Linked DNA regions of Homo sapiens: regions 1, 2, 3 and 4 are each linked to region 5. The links are chromatin contacts, found by Hi-C or POLR2A ChIA-PET in ENCODE. All regions are on one chromosome and are shown on one strand. Each heading gives the region's core, a stretch centred on a gene start or an enhancer-like site at or near the end of the contact. The rest is flanking DNA. Distances are from core to core; before and after follow the strand shown.

Region 1 (2,700 bases), core at 164-2,663, 490 kb before region 5:
CCACAGTGCTTGCATGTGCCCCAAGGGTTTGGAAGGTTGGAGAACTAACAAAAAGCAAAGAGCCATCCTGTGTCGTTTCGGCAGGTCTGTGTTCTGTTAAAATATGGAAGAATTAAGAGAAGAACGAAGAAATAAGGGCAGAAACTCCACTGGGGAGTACTTGTCTAACCCTGAAAAAGTTCAAGGCTGTTGTTCAAGGTCTGAATTTTTCCCTTGAGATTTGCTTGTAGTCCTTAAAGTCATCTTCAGACATCTGATCAAGGCAGCATCCGCGGAAAATTATAAGGTGGGTGGCTGCACTGGAGCCTGTCCTGGCTCAGGGGCGCCGGTGAAGAGTGATTTTTTTCCCTTGGCCTTGGGGGATCAGAGGGGGTGCCCTCTGCTATGCAGGAAGCCCTCCTTGCCCGCTAGATAGTTCTCATTCCTCAGGAGATACTCTGTGAGGGGCCGGCGTGTTTTCTCCATCTTGGCACTTACCCTCAGACCCTCCTAAGTACCCGGGAGGGCCGTGTTTTTCATCGGAGGTTGAAATGGAACCTCCCCCTGGGTGCCCGGGGAGAGTACCTTGGGGGCAGCGCCCCTCCTTCCGGAGGGCAGCATCCCCGCGGGGGCGGGGGCTCGGCTTTGATCCCAGGGCACCTTTTGTCCCTGGAGACGCTCTGCCAGCCAGGTACGTGGAGGGAGTGCAGCCCGCCCTCCCGGGCGACGCGCGGGGCTGGGGCGGGCCGGCGGCTCCGGGGAGTGGCGGCCGGGAGCCCGCGAACGCGGGTGGGCGCCGTCGCCTCACTAACCGGGCGCCTCCGGGAAGTCCGGGCGGGGTCCGCCGCTCACACATAGGATTAGCGTCCTCTAAACTCCATCCCTGGGAAAAGCCGCCGCACTTCTCACCCAAACTCGCGGAGCCGAGGGGCTGGGCAGGGGTTGGGCGGGCGCGGGGGCCGGCGAGGCGGATCCGGGAACGGGTGGACCCGGGCGGCCAAGCCCCTTCAGCGCCGGCCCAACCGCCCCGGCCCGGGCCAGTCCAGCGGGGCGGGGGCCGGCGACACAAAGGCGGCGGCGGGTCCTCCGGGCCTCCGGCCTCGGGCAGTCGCAGGGCGCCCCGGGCCGCCGGACCTCCCCTCGCGTTGCGGCCCGTCAGCCGGCGCCGCCCGTCGCCCGCCCTCAGCCGTCCGGCGAGGCGCGGCTTCCTCCGCCGGCGCGGGGTCCCCTGGTTAACCCCTGCCCGGCAGCGCGGCCGCTGATTGGAGAAGGCGGGGCGCCGGGGCAGCGGGGACCCCCCCCCACCTTCCTCGTCCCCTCCCCCTGCTCCCCCACTGTCGGCGCTTCCCCCACCCCCCCAGGACCCCCCCCGCCTCCCAGCCGTGCAAATCTCGCGAGGAAACACGCGGTTTCACTAGTGTGTTTACACCGATCACTACTAATCCGGACCGAACCGATCCGGATTAAGGGGCCGGAGGCGGGTCCTGGGCACCAGCGGTTCCGACCCCCCCGCCCTCCGCGCCGCACCCGAGTGGCCCCCAGCCGAGCGGGCCCCCACCTCCTGGCCCGGCCTGGGCCCTCCTGCGCCTCCCTTGGCCTTTGTCCGGCGCCAGGAGGCCGGTCCCGCGCCCCCCGCGGCCGCCCGGGCCCGGGCCCGCGTCGGGCGCCTGGCTCTGTACGCGAGCCCGGGGATCTGCGGCCTTCGTGCCCCCCCTCCCCCGCCCGCCCTCTCGTGGAGCCCGGCGCCGGCGGCGGCTGCCCGGGCGGGGGGTTGCGGCGCTCAGGAGAGGCCCCGGCTCCGCCCCGGGCCTGCCCAGGGGGAGAGCGGAGCGGTCCGCAGCCGGGTCGGGTCGGGGCCCCTCCCGGGAGGAGCGTGGAGCGGCGGCGGCGGCGGCGGCAGGTGAGAGGCTGAGCCCCGGGCGGGGGAGGACTCCAGGCCTGGGGCATTAACCGTCCTGGGGACCCCTTTGGCCTGAGGAGCCTGCGACCTGGGCCCAGCTCGGGGCCGGCTCCGGACCGCAGCTCCTGGGCGCTGAGGCGGGAGGGGCTCCCTGAGGGCTGCGGGTCGCTGAGGGGCCGGGCAGAAGATGGGGGAGGCCCAGGCGGCCCCGGCCTGGGATTGGGGCCGGCGGCCGGAGGAGAGACGGGGGCCCCCAGGCAGCTGGAGGCCTCGGCAGCCTCCCGGGCGCCCCCGAGAGCCGGCCCTCCCTTCCTCCGTGACAGGTGGGCCTGGAGTTGGGGAAAGTTTGGAGCCGGCGAGGGGCGCCGGGACCAGGCCCCATCGCTCCTGCTTCCCGGCTGTGGGCTGCAGGGAGGATCCCAGTCCAAGGCCCCGCTGGAATTAGACGGAGTGGCTATTTCCTTAACATGAGTTGACATTAAACGGAATAACCGCCGGGGCGTCATTTTCCGGGCCGGGCCTGGGGATGGAGGTTTGGGAAGTGTTGCGAGAGACCTTGGGGTTTGGGAGAGACTGCAACCTTTGCCATTCCGACCTCGATTAGGGCAGGGCAAGACGCGAGGAAGGCCACGGGGGAAACTCATTCTCCCAGTCTCTTTTTTTTCCTTCTTTTTCTTTTTGTAAAGATGCATTTCAACCTTTCTGAGAATTTCCTAATTCTCTCTCTAACCTGCACTTGCATGTGTGGGTGAAACTTTAATTTGTCACCTTTTCATTCCCCTTTGCCCCAGGCTCTCAATCCAGGAAGGGAAATGAAACTG
Region 2 (2,700 bases), core at 127-2,626, 310 kb before region 5:
TCTCCTTCTTTACGGAGACGAGTTTCACTCTGTCCCCCAGGCTAGAGTGCAGTGGTGCGATCTGGGCTCACTGTAACCTCCTCCTCCCGGGTTCAAGCAATTCTCCTGCCTCAGTCTCCTCAGGCATACACCACCACATCTGCCACCATACCCAGCTAATTTTTGTATTTTTATTAGAGATGGAGTTTCACCATGTTGGCCAGGCTGGTCTCAAACTCCTGGCCTTAAGTGATCCACCTGCCTCGGCCTCCCAAAATGCTGGAATTAAAGGCGTGAGCCACCGCGCCCTGCCTGACTGTTAATATTTTAAACCTCAGTTTCTCAGGAACTAATCATTCTGGTTGAATACATTTTGCTACACATTTCTTTTGTTTGTGGGGGGGTATCTAAGTTGTTTTTTTCTTTTAAGTCAGAAAACATAAATTTTCACTATGGAAAATTGTAAATTACAGAAAGGCCCAAAGATTTTCTTCATTTCTGCTGACTCTTCAATGAACCAGAGGGGCACGTGTAATATTTCCGCTTTCGGTTACTCCCCACCCCACACACCTTGTAGACACTTTGTCAAAACTACATTTTAAAAAAATGCTTTCCCCCAAATTCGTATGGATGTCTCCTAATAAAGTCACGCAGTCACTCACTGGTTCGTCCTCAATCAACCAGGCGTGGAGTCCTAACCTGTCCATGATTTTAAGAAAGGGCAGGCGCACAACACCCCCGCACGGAGAAATGAACAGGTGTGGCTCGGCAGAGGCCTTCCGCACCTGCGTTATGGAGTGGTGGCCGCTGTCGGCGATGGGGTCCCCGCGAGGGCACAAGTGATCGCGTGGCCACGGCGAGGCTCTGCCTCCGCCCCCGCGCTCCGGGTCCCATTCCCGAATTCTGCCCTCAGCGGCCTGGTCAATGAGGTTGGATCGTTGGCCCAGAAAGCCACTTCCTGCCGCGACTGGAGCCAGCCGTCGTTGTGAAAATTCCCCCCACGGGGAAGGAAGTGGCTCTTGGGCTGTTTATTTTGGCTGCGGGCTAGCAGACGGCGCCAGGGGCAGCGGCCACGCAGACCGGGCATTTGTCTAGCTGGGCGGGAGGCGGCGGAGCGGGAAGTGCCACAGATTGAGGGGCGCACGGCGGTGGAGGGAGGGGCGCCCAGTGGAGAGGGGGCTCACGGTGACAGAGGAAGTGGCGCCGCTTGGGGGGGTGCACGATGGCAGGGGGAGGGGTGCTCGGTGGAGGGAGGGGCACACGGTGGCGGGGGGAGGGGCGTGCCGCAGATTGAGGGCGAACGGTGGCTTGGGGAGGGGCGCTCCTTGGAGTTGGGGGCGCACGATGGCGGGGGCAGGGGTGCCCCTTGGGAGCAGAAGCAGAGAAGACTCGGAACTCCAAGAGCAGGTGGATCTGGGAGCCCCAGATCCTGGGCACTGGGTTGGGGGAGAAAGGGGTCAAGGTGTGCCCGCCCCCGGGATGCTCGGACTCTGGGGATCCAGGCCTGGTGACCCCCGGTGAGGAAGAGCCAGTGGGAGGAAAGGGCCGGGCGCTGCCCGGAGCAGAGGCTGGAGGCGAGAGCGATTGCTGCTTGCTGTAGCGCGGCCGCTCTCCAGTTCCTCCGGCAAGGGGGGCCTGGGGGAGGACTGGCCGAAAATACTGTGATGCTTTGGTCTAAGACAAAAGCCAGCAGGGGATGAGATCAAACACCATGACACTGCGAAGGGGAAGGCCAGCGCGGGTGAGGATTTGCCTTCCCAGAGAACCCCAGGGGCGGGGCTAGCTTCCACTCAGCCCGCATTACCCCCACCCCCGCCCCCACCCCCGGGGCGGGGTCTGGAGGATCAGCAAAACCGCGGGAAAGGTGACAGTCGCCTTCCCCACCACCGCCTGCATTTAGTAGGTGGAGGGACAGTCCCACCTCTCCACCCATTCCCTGCCAGAGTGTGATTTAATGTCTTCCTAGAACACAGGATATCACAGTCTGCAGCACAGAGATTTGAAGTGGGGAGAAAAGCATCTCTGGAAATGACTGGTGGGGGAAGCCCGCCACTGCTCTACAAAGGGTGGCCTGTGACAGCAACAGCGCAACACTGGGACTGTGTGTGTAGGTTTTAGGCACAAGCACTTTAAGCTGTGGGAGGAAAGCAGTTTGGCCTGGCTGGGATGGAGGGGCTGTTGGGGAGGAGGGAGGAGGGTGTGAAAAGGGGAAGGTGGCCGGTAGAGGGAAACCCACCATGGTTCAGGATGTCGGTGGGGATGTTGCACAGTTGGGCGGGGTATTGGGCTTCGATATCATGTAACCCCCGTCCTCCATGGAAGCAATGCCCCCCTCGTCCAGCCCAGGATCTAATGTGCATGCATGTACGTGGACACAGTCTCTAGCCAGGGGTGGTGCAGGGTGGGGTGCTGGGTCCCCAGGGTTGGCCTCTTAGCAGGGTGGGGCTGGCAGCTTCTGCTGACTCAAGGACATTTCCAGGCCTGGCCTGGAGGTTAAGCAGCTCATTGAAAACAGCTGCTCCTCTTGGCTGGCGGCCCTTTCAGGCGGCCTCTGGCTCTCCCTGGGATGACCCCTCGCCTCTGCGTGGCCTGGGGAGGGGCAGTGAAGGGAGAGAGGCTCAGAGGCTGGAGGCCACCCTGCCATGCCCTCAGGGATGGAACTGAGTCCCCTCCAGGGCTGGCCAGCTGTCCTCCAGCCCCCAGCTTTCCAGGAGCTAAGCC
Region 3 (2,700 bases), core at 16-2,515, 340 kb before region 5:
TACCAAGGTGGACAAGATAGGAAACAATACAATTTATATTACAGTTTTATTATTATTTAAAAATTTTATATTAACAAAATGAGATGGGATCTGCCTATGTTGCCCAGGCTGGTCTTCAACTCCTGGGCTCAATCTCCTCGGCCTCCGAAAGTGTGATTACAGGCGTGAGCCACCGCACCCGGCCCATATTACAGTTTCATAGTGTTTTTGATTACTCGTGGTAGGAGAAATGTGTCTTCTTTGCACTTGGGGTCTCAACGTCTCAGTCCTGCCCTATGCCCCGAGACCCCAAGAGGCTTTCCCAAGGTCAGGCAGGGAATCCGCAGAGAGGCAGGGCTGGACTCCAGCATCCTGACTCCCCAGTTCGTGCTCTGTGCTGCAGAGACCTGTTGCGTAACACTGAGTAACTGTGGATTGTCTAACCTTTTATGAAATTTCCAGCTGGTCTTTTGCTACCGGCCAGCAGTCCAGTTGGTGGGAGTGATGATGCCGGTCTTCTGAGACGTCCAGTGGACAGATTTTCCCCAGGTTTCTGGATGCAGCCCCAACAAGCAAAAGTGCTACACTCCTGCACCGGGAACACTGACACAGGGGTCACGAAAATGCTAAAACAAGACGTGCAAGAATTGTTGCGCTCCGCACACGTAACAAGGGCTCTGCCTCCCCCTCCCCCAATCTTCGCCCTGGTGGCCAGGCCCTGGGCTCCGCCCCTTCCCCACCAGACCGGGGGAGGGGTCCTCCTCGGCATGGAGGTAGGGGATGCTAGGCTGCTGGAGACGCCCGCAGAAAGAGGCGGGATGGCGGGGCGGATGCTGGCGGCCCGGGTCTGGCCACCTGGGTCAGCTGCACGCCCCCGCCCCGGGCTGGCCGGACCTCGTAGCCCAGGTCCCACCACGCCGTGAAGTTTGCGGAAAGTTTTGCAGTTGCTTCCCCGCCCGCGCCAGCGGGGGAGTTGTGACGCAGCGTCTGGGGATCCTGGCCGGGACAGAAGAGAGGGAAGGCGAGGCGGGGAGAGACTGGGAAACAGAGCAGCAAGAGAAAGGGCGCACGCTGGGGTCCTCCTGGACCCGGCGTGTCCTCCTCTCCGCCACCCCTTTCTCTCCCTCCCGACGCTCTAGCCCCAGACCCGCGCCTCCTCCCCTTCCCCTCCCACGCTGCCCACTTCCCTTCCCCTCTACCCCTCGAACCCTCCTCCCCGGTTCTGCGCTCCTCCCTCCGCCCTCCCTCCGCCCGGGCTGCCTCCTCCCTCCTCCTCCCCGGGAGGCATCACTTCGTCCCGACCCGGAGGAGGACGCGAGCCCCTTGCGGGCGGTCATCACAGCCCAGCCTCGGGGCTGCCACAGCGCGTTGCGCCTGTGCGCCCTCGGTCCCCGCGTCCACTGAGCGCCGCGCTCGGGGATGGGGCCCGGCCGGCCGGCCCCCGCGCCCTGGCCTCGTCACCTGCTGCGCTGCGTCCTGCTCCTCGGGTGCCTGCACCTCGGCCGTCCCGGCGCCCCTGGGGACGCCGCCCTCCCGGGTAAGGCGCTGCCAACTTGGCCAACTTCAGGGCCCGGGCGGGGGGAGCGCCGAGGCGCGGGCCGCTCTCGACTTTTCCCTCCTTTTCCCCCCTCTTTTCTCCAGAAGCGTGTGTGCGTGTGTGTGTGACTGGGTTTTTAAAACTCGTCTCCGCTTTTCTGAAAGCGGGGGAGGAGAGGGGAGGAGGAGCGCGCCTAGAGGTGGGGGAGGACCTGAGTGGAACCAGATGTGGCGGGCGGCGGGGGAGGGGAGCCCGGGGGACTCCAGCAGCCTAGGAGGAAGCGGGTGGGCTCTTGAGGACCCCCGCGCACCGCGCTCCCGGACCACCCGGCGCCGGCCCGTCCTCGGCAGGGGACCTGCAGGGCGCGCCCGGGGAGCCAGGGCTCTCTGTCCGGGAGTTCCCGGGCCCAGTCTCCTCGCTCTGCCCCAGGACTGATGCGTTAGGACGGCTTTCCAACTATCCGCGAGGGTTCGTTTCCCCCACCTTCCCCCCGCCCCCTGCATCTCGTGGGCGTTGATATTTTCTTTTCCACACTTAGTCTTCAAGGAGGCTTGTGGCGCGCGGCATCCGCCCCGCGTGAGCTCGGCAGCCCTGTGAGGAGGCTCCTGCCACTGGGACGCAGCAACAGGCTGGGCGCCGCCGTGCTGTGATGTTGCGTAGCGTGGGCAGCTCTGGGCACACTAGTGGCCCTCCAGAGGGGACAGACCTTGAGCGGCAAAAGAGCTGCTAAAGATTTTAAAACCCAACGAACAGGAAACAAAACAAAAATCAGAAAACCCCAAAACTGTGCCATTCTCTTCCTGCTCCTTATTCAGGGGTAACAGTGAAGTGTGGGGACAGACAGATCCCTCGCCAAGAATCTAAGAGTTGAAAGGAAAGATCCACTTCCTGGGGGAGTGGGGGTGGGGGTGTCTGGAGTGACCGGGGGAATCGCCCGGCCCAGCTTGGTCCTGCTGGCTGTTTAATTGGGGGATGGGGACAGTCCGTGCAGTGTCTGCAGTTTTGTGCAAGGACCAGACAGCCCCCTGGAGAGTCTGGGGCCTCCAGCCTGGCCCGTGCTTGCTGGGTTGGCCTGGCGTGACGTAGGCACAAGACACATATCTGCCAGATGGGAAAGGTGGGGGCCACGGTGACCCACATTCACACCAACCGGAGACCCCCGGGGCAATTCTGGGCCCACCTGG
Region 4 (2,700 bases), core at 20-2,519, 390 kb before region 5:
AAAAAGTTTGTACATATTCAGTATAGATGCAGCCATCTTTTTTTTTTCGTGTATTTTCAATCTGCAGTTGGTTGAATCCATGGATATGGAGAGCCATCCTTATATGTGTTCTGTGAGTAGGGATGAGGAGGTCTAGCTAATAATCAAAAAGAATTTTCAGGCAAACAGAAAACTCTTGAATTATCATTTTCATTTTGCTGTTCGATTGATGTCTAATCAGTGACCTGGCTCATCTTGAAGCCAAGGGCATAGTATTATCAAGTGACTGGCTGTTTCTTTGTAATACTCTGATTAGGTTAATTTTGCATACAGCATTGCCCTTCTAGATATGTTCGAATAAACTGTATTGTGGGTATCTACCTTAGAGTAATCTTGGTTTTCTGCTTGTCGTTCTTCCACGAAAGATACTGTACTGAATCTGGAAAAGATCTGACAGCAATGTTCAGGGAAGAGGGTAGAGCAACTTCCATTTGAGTGTAGGTTTTAAAAAATTAGATTTTGCCGGGCACGGTGGCTCATGCCTGTAATCCCAGCACTTTGGGAGGCTGAGGCGGGTGGATCACTTGAAGTCAAGAGTTTGAGACCAGCCTAGCCAACATGATGAAACCCTGTCTCTACTAAAACAATACAAAAATTAACTGGGCATGGTGGCGCACACCTGTAATCCCAGCTATTAGGGAGGCTGAGGCACGAGAATCACTTGAACTTGGGAGACAGAGCTTGCAGTGAGCTGAGAGCTGAGATCGTGCCACTGCATCCCAGCCTGGGCAACAGAGTGAGGCTCTGTCTCAAAAAAAAAAAAAAAAAAGATTTATTATTCCACAAAAATGAAGGTTGGTTCCACAAAAGAGAATGTGTGGAAAAGCACAGTAGAGGAAGAAGGAGAAGGGAGCTATCATTTGATTGTCAATTATAGTGGGTGACTTAAAGACTAACCTGTTAGATGGTTAATCTCCAATTTTGTATGTTTTTATATACCAAGTCTGTAAACCTTAATATCTGTTAGGTGGTAGGATACATGAGAGAAAGTGTTTTTTTTTTTTACAATGGAGTTTTTATTGGTCCCTAATTTGTAAACTAGTTAATCACAGAAAAATGTGACATCTTATTAGGAAATACTCTAATGGTAATGGTGTTAGATTAACTGCAGTTGTAAAATATGTTTTATACTAATTCATTTTGTATACTATTCCCTAAGGAGTTCTTACTAGTTGGAAGACTTCGTTGTGCTTTCTCCAAATGTATTTTTCTTTTAAAAACTTAATCTAGGTGTCACTGTATCAGTGGGCGGGGTTGACGTGTAGAGTAGTAATGGCTCCCTTAGACTAGAATAAAGGATAGGTCTAAAAAGAAAATCTTGTTTACTTTCTTTAGCATCCTACAAACTTGGTATCTTTTTACGTAAAACTGAGAAGCTTTCATCCAAAGAAAAATAAAATAGAACTTGGAACTTTTTACAACTTTTAAAATACGATTTACTTTTAATGGGTTCAGATCAGAGAATTGTTTCCTTAGCTGTTAAAAAGGAATCAGAAAATTGTTCCTTCTGAGTCAGAAAATAAGGTCACAATAGAAATTTGATATGTTCCTTCCTGTCCACTCTGAAAATAGTAATAACTAGTGTCTTAAAGCACAGACTCATTCCCAGAAAACATCTATCACCAATTATTTGGCCCTTCCAATCTGAAGTTAAAATCAAATCTCTACTTGACTTAAAGGGGCTTATTTTTTCTGAAATTGGATACACAAGTGACAAATTGTGTGTGTTCCATAGCTGTGGTAAAACTTTTGACTTTCTTTCTTTGTACAACGTCTTTTATATCTCTAGGCAACAGGAAAGGATAAATTCACAGAGGGAAGAGATAGAAAGACAACGGAAAATGTTAGCAAAGCGGAAACCTCCTGCCATGGGTCAGGCCCCTCCTGCAACCAATGAGCAGAAACAGCGGAAAAGCAAGACCAATGGAGCTGAAAATGAAACGTATGTTCTTTATTGACGTGAACGCTGAGACACCACACCCTGCCCCCAAATACAAATGTTGATTGTCACCGGCAATAGTTTTAAATTCTTGAGGTCACTCAGGTTTAAACCTTCTTTTCAGTTACATTAATGGATTTGCTCAACTCATATAAATGCCATATAAAATTAATTGATTTTCTTAAACCTGCTCTTTCTTTAGGGCATTTTGAATGAGAGGGAAAAGTAATGTCACTTGACATCATGACTTTTGGCCACTCCTGGTTAACAAATAAGATGTCATTGTACTGAAATGATATTATTGCTTACATGTGGCTGCAGGGTGTGGTACACTAGTATCATCTTATGGGAGTTACCTGGCTGTTATTTCAGACTGAAGAATGCTCTTTACTGGTCAAAAGAGCACTTAGTTAATAGTCACAAACTTAGGATAAGCCCCCCAGAAAGCTGTTATGTTAGAAAAGGACATTGTCCCAATAAGCCACAACTTGATCTCATCAGAATTGTTTCCTGTTCTGGGAATCTAAGGAAAACACCAGTATCTTAAACTGCAGTACAGTCATCTTTTTCTCTGTCACTCAACAATATTTACATAGCTACCATATATAGGAGGAGTAGAAAATTCTAAGCACAAATGCCTGCCTTCTCCATTCTTCTCTTCCTTTCTGTTTAACTGAAAGTAAGTTTCAAGTCCAAAGATAGCTGCAGATAAAAGATATATA
Region 5 (2,700 bases), core at 90-2,589:
TGGAGTTAACACCAAAAGATTCCATATGTCAGCCCTTCACCTTGCCATGTTAGCTGTATTATTCAAAGCTGCTCTAGCTCTGACTTTGCAAGCATTCACTGTAAAGAAGAGCTGTTGGATGGACATGTTCATATCCAGTTTCTTGTATTGTTCTGAAATTAATACTAATTTTTGAAAATCGAAGAAACTCCTGGATGAAGTGCTACAGGATGGGGCAGATTAAAGTGCTGTTATCAAACAAACCTCTCTACCTTGGAAGCGCCACAGACAGAGCTTCCTTGATTGATGTAATTTGGCGCATCTATTTCCAATCATGTCATCTGATTAAGAAGTTGGATGACCACGAAAGGTCATCTCAGTTTATGGAAGGGAAGGCGAGCCGGGCAGAGTTGGTAACGGTGATTGCTTCGCATCATCTTGCAGCACGCGATGATGTTTATGTCCCAAATACCTCCCACAGCCGACTTGCTGTTTTATGATAGGAGGGAAACAGTAGAGGGGAAGAAGATCTAGGTGGAGGGTGAAATATGACCTAACATCGTTCGACGAGGTATTAATGTGGTGGCTTTCCCGCCCTTGTCGACCAGCTCTTAAAACCACGCTACTTCTTAGTCAACCTGGCAGTGACAGAAGCAGCGCCACGACTTTACCTCAGGTTTGCAAGCTGTGGTTGGTGAATTTTCAGCCATTATTCTAAATAACAGTCTCGGTCTCCCCACAAACCCCACTGTTGTTTTGTTTTTCTTTCTCATTCTGATTCTCCCCACAGCCAACCGTGGCCTTTTGAAGTCGTCTACAAACTACCACTGAGAATCCGGGAAAGAATAACTGACACTTGTAGGCTTCGAGGACTCTCAGAGTGATATGTGCCTGAGGTGACCGAAGTGGGGGAGATCTAGGAGAGCATTCCGGTCATCAAAGCAGGAGGACAGGCCCTGAAATGGGCGCACGTGACAGCAGCAGCCACCTCGAGAGTGACATCACCCCTGAGGGCGGAGCCCAACTATGTAGGGCCTTGTCAGTTACCGAGCGTCCTCCCTGCTGCCCCTCCAAATGCCACCCACAAGTCCGAGCCCCCCGGGGATACGAGAAATGCCAGGACATCCCAGAGCGCCAGAGCCAGGGCCCCGTCTCTCCGCGCGGAGGAGGGCTGCGTCCCCACTCCCTCTTCCAGCCGTTCCCCACCCCCAAACTGTGGAAGGGGCGGGGGCGCGCGCGCTCCACCACGCACGCGCCCCCACGCACGCGCGCTCCCTCCGCGCTCGCGCCCCTCCCCACCCCAGCCCGGAGGGGGCGGGGCTGCGGGCGGCCTCAGAGGGTGCGACGCCCCCAGCGCGGCGGCGGCGCTAGCGAGCGGCCGGCGGGGCGCGGGTTGCTGGGCGCGCTGCTCCGGCGGGGCCCGCTGGCACAGCCGCCTCGCGCGAGCCGCCCGCCCGGCGGGGGAAGCTGCGAGCGCTCCGAGCGCCCGGCCTAGGGCCGCTGGCGCTGCCCTCCCGCCGCCACCGCCCTCCGCGCCTCCTTCGGGCGGCCCCGCCCCCATTCCCATCCCCCTCGCGCTCACCTCCCGGCTGTGCCGCGCGCTAGGCGGAGCGAGGCGCCCGCCGCCGCCGAGCCGAGCCGAGGGGCGAGAGCTGGCCCCCGAGCCGCCGCTGACAGGAGCACCGCCGCGGGCTGCGCTCGCCGGCTGCGAGGCCCCGCCGCGCCGTTCCGGGGTGCAGACTCGCCGCGGGGCGTTGGAGGACTGCGAGGTGCTCCGGGAATCGCGGGCGGCGCCGGCGGGCGGCGCGGTCCTCACAGGAGACCCCGGGGACTGGGGCTTGACCCGGAGGTGCAGAGAGCCCCTCAGAGCGGCAGGTAAGGGGCCCGGGGAGCAGGGCGAGGAAAGGTCGCTTCAGTGACAGGGTCGTTCGCCTCCACAGCCTCGGCTCCGGGGAGAGGGGCGGGGGCGAGCGGGGAGACGGCGAAATGGGCAGCGAAGTGCCTCGGTGTCCAAGGCGTGGGGAAGGCTGGCTCCGAATATGACACCAAGGCGGGCTTCAGAGGCGTGTGGGGTCGCCACTTGGCTGTCACCGAAGATGTCATGGAATTTGGTACCTAGAGCGTCTCTGGATGACGGGGACCAAGGATAAGATGCGAGGCGGATTGCTAAACGTGGCAGGGAATGTGGTGCAGAACGAGTTGCAAAATGTGCCCCCAGAATGCAGCATAAAAGTAGTTGCGAAATGTGCCAGGTAAGGCACAGGATGGGCTGGCCTCTGTGGCGTTGAAATTCATGGTCGAAGTGTTATTAGCGATATTAATAATTCCTCTGGGAAAGGAGGTGTAGCATAATAAAAGATTAATAAGGCTCATTGCTAGATATTTTGCCATAGGAAATCGGGAGGAGCTATGATAAGCTATTTTTTTTGAGGTAGAGAAAGTAACCACGTGAAAGAAAAAAAGCAAATTGTGTCTGGCTGTGAGATTGGAAAGAAAAAATAGGGCTAAAATAATTCCAGGTTTTGCCATCAGCGTGTAGAGCATTGGTACAATTGTATCCAGTCTTCATTTCCAGGTGTGGAATGTTTAGAATGGTCTTCACAAAACATAAACAATGATAATTAACATTAGGAAGAAGATTTGGTGTTTCGGGTGTCTTTCACTCTCTTCTCTGCTCCTCTCCAGGAAAAGAAACAAACAAAACCCCAAACGTCTTGACCA

What was found. Hi-C counts contacts between places; a loop is a spot of excess contacts on that map. ChIA-PET counts read pairs that join two places held with the same protein, here RNA polymerase II (POLR2A). Pooled maps may share reads with other maps.
Region 1: a loop to region 5 is called in a map of CD4-positive, alpha-beta T cell, with 7 times the contacts of the local background. The contact joins the promoter of TLK2 here to the promoter of TANC2 in region 5. A Hi-C loop is called at or near these places in 2 of 168 maps with a recorded cell type or tissue (CD4-positive, alpha-beta T cell and naive thymus-derived CD4-positive, alpha-beta T cell) and 14 of 50 pooled maps.
Region 2: a map of naive thymus-derived CD4-positive, alpha-beta T cell shows a loop between it and region 5 (5-fold over the local background). The contact joins the enhancer-like site here to the promoter of TANC2 in region 5. A Hi-C loop is called at or near these places in 1 of 168 maps with a recorded cell type or tissue (naive thymus-derived CD4-positive, alpha-beta T cell) and 17 of 50 pooled maps. POLR2A ChIA-PET finds 5 or more read pairs at or near these places in 2 of 52 experiments (H1 and naive thymus-derived CD8-positive, alpha-beta T cell).
Region 3: a map of IMR-90 shows a loop between it and region 5 (5-fold over the local background). The contact joins the promoter of MRC2 here to the promoter of TANC2 in region 5. A Hi-C loop is called at or near these places in 2 of 168 maps with a recorded cell type or tissue (IMR-90 and chondrocyte) and 7 of 50 pooled maps.
Region 4: a loop to region 5 is called in a map of heart right ventricle, with 2.6 times the contacts of the local background. The contact joins the enhancer-like site here to the promoter of TANC2 in region 5. A Hi-C loop is called at or near these places in 3 of 168 maps with a recorded cell type or tissue (PC-3, chondrocyte and heart right ventricle) and 2 of 37 single-sample maps with no recorded cell type. POLR2A ChIA-PET finds 5 or more read pairs at or near these places in 1 of 52 experiments (activated CD4-positive, alpha-beta T cell).

Annotation. Positions count from the first base shown.
Region 1 is chr17:62,477,412-62,480,111 of GRCh38, forward strand. It overlaps TLK2 (tousled like kinase 2), which reads left to right and starts at 1,414. Exons shown (of 22, transcript NM_006852.6): 1 at 1,414-1,879. RefSeq lists silencers at 519-568, 679-818, 999-1,298, 1,789-2,178.
Region 2 is chr17:62,651,580-62,654,279 of GRCh38, forward strand. All of the region lies in intron 1 of MRC2 (mannose receptor C-type 2), which reads left to right. Among named protein-coding and RNA genes, the nearest start is that of MRC2, 25 kb to the left of the region's middle. RefSeq lists enhancers at 274-985, 986-1,696, 2,409-2,700. Within about 2 kb of position 1,377, at least 27 of the 41 ENCODE cell types and tissues checked have a DNase peak (open chromatin) inside an H3K27ac peak, as active enhancers do.
Region 3 is chr17:62,626,405-62,629,104 of GRCh38, forward strand. It overlaps MRC2 (mannose receptor C-type 2), which reads left to right and starts at 1,266. Exons shown (of 30, transcript NM_006039.5): 1 at 1,266-1,516. The coding sequence starts at 1,399. LOC107985020 (a long non-coding RNA gene) reads right to left here and starts at 1,646. Exons shown (of 2, transcript XR_001752961.3): 1 at 1,441-1,646; 2 at 33-605. RefSeq lists silencers at 1,186-1,625, 1,826-1,895.
Region 4 is chr17:62,571,387-62,574,086 of GRCh38, forward strand. TLK2 (tousled like kinase 2) reads left to right here. Exons shown (of 22, transcript NM_006852.6): 12 at 1,829-1,981. Among named protein-coding and RNA genes, the nearest start is that of MRC2, 55 kb to the right of the region's middle. RefSeq lists a silencer at 2,429-2,629. Within about 2 kb of position 1,270, at least 2 of the 41 ENCODE cell types and tissues checked have a DNase peak (open chromatin) inside an H3K27ac peak, as active enhancers do.
Region 5 is chr17:62,964,896-62,967,595 of GRCh38, forward strand. TANC2 (tetratricopeptide repeat, ankyrin repeat and coiled-coil containing 2) reads left to right here and starts at 1,340. Exons shown (of 28, transcript NM_001394998.1): 1 at 1,340-1,854. RefSeq lists a silencer at 1,227-1,416.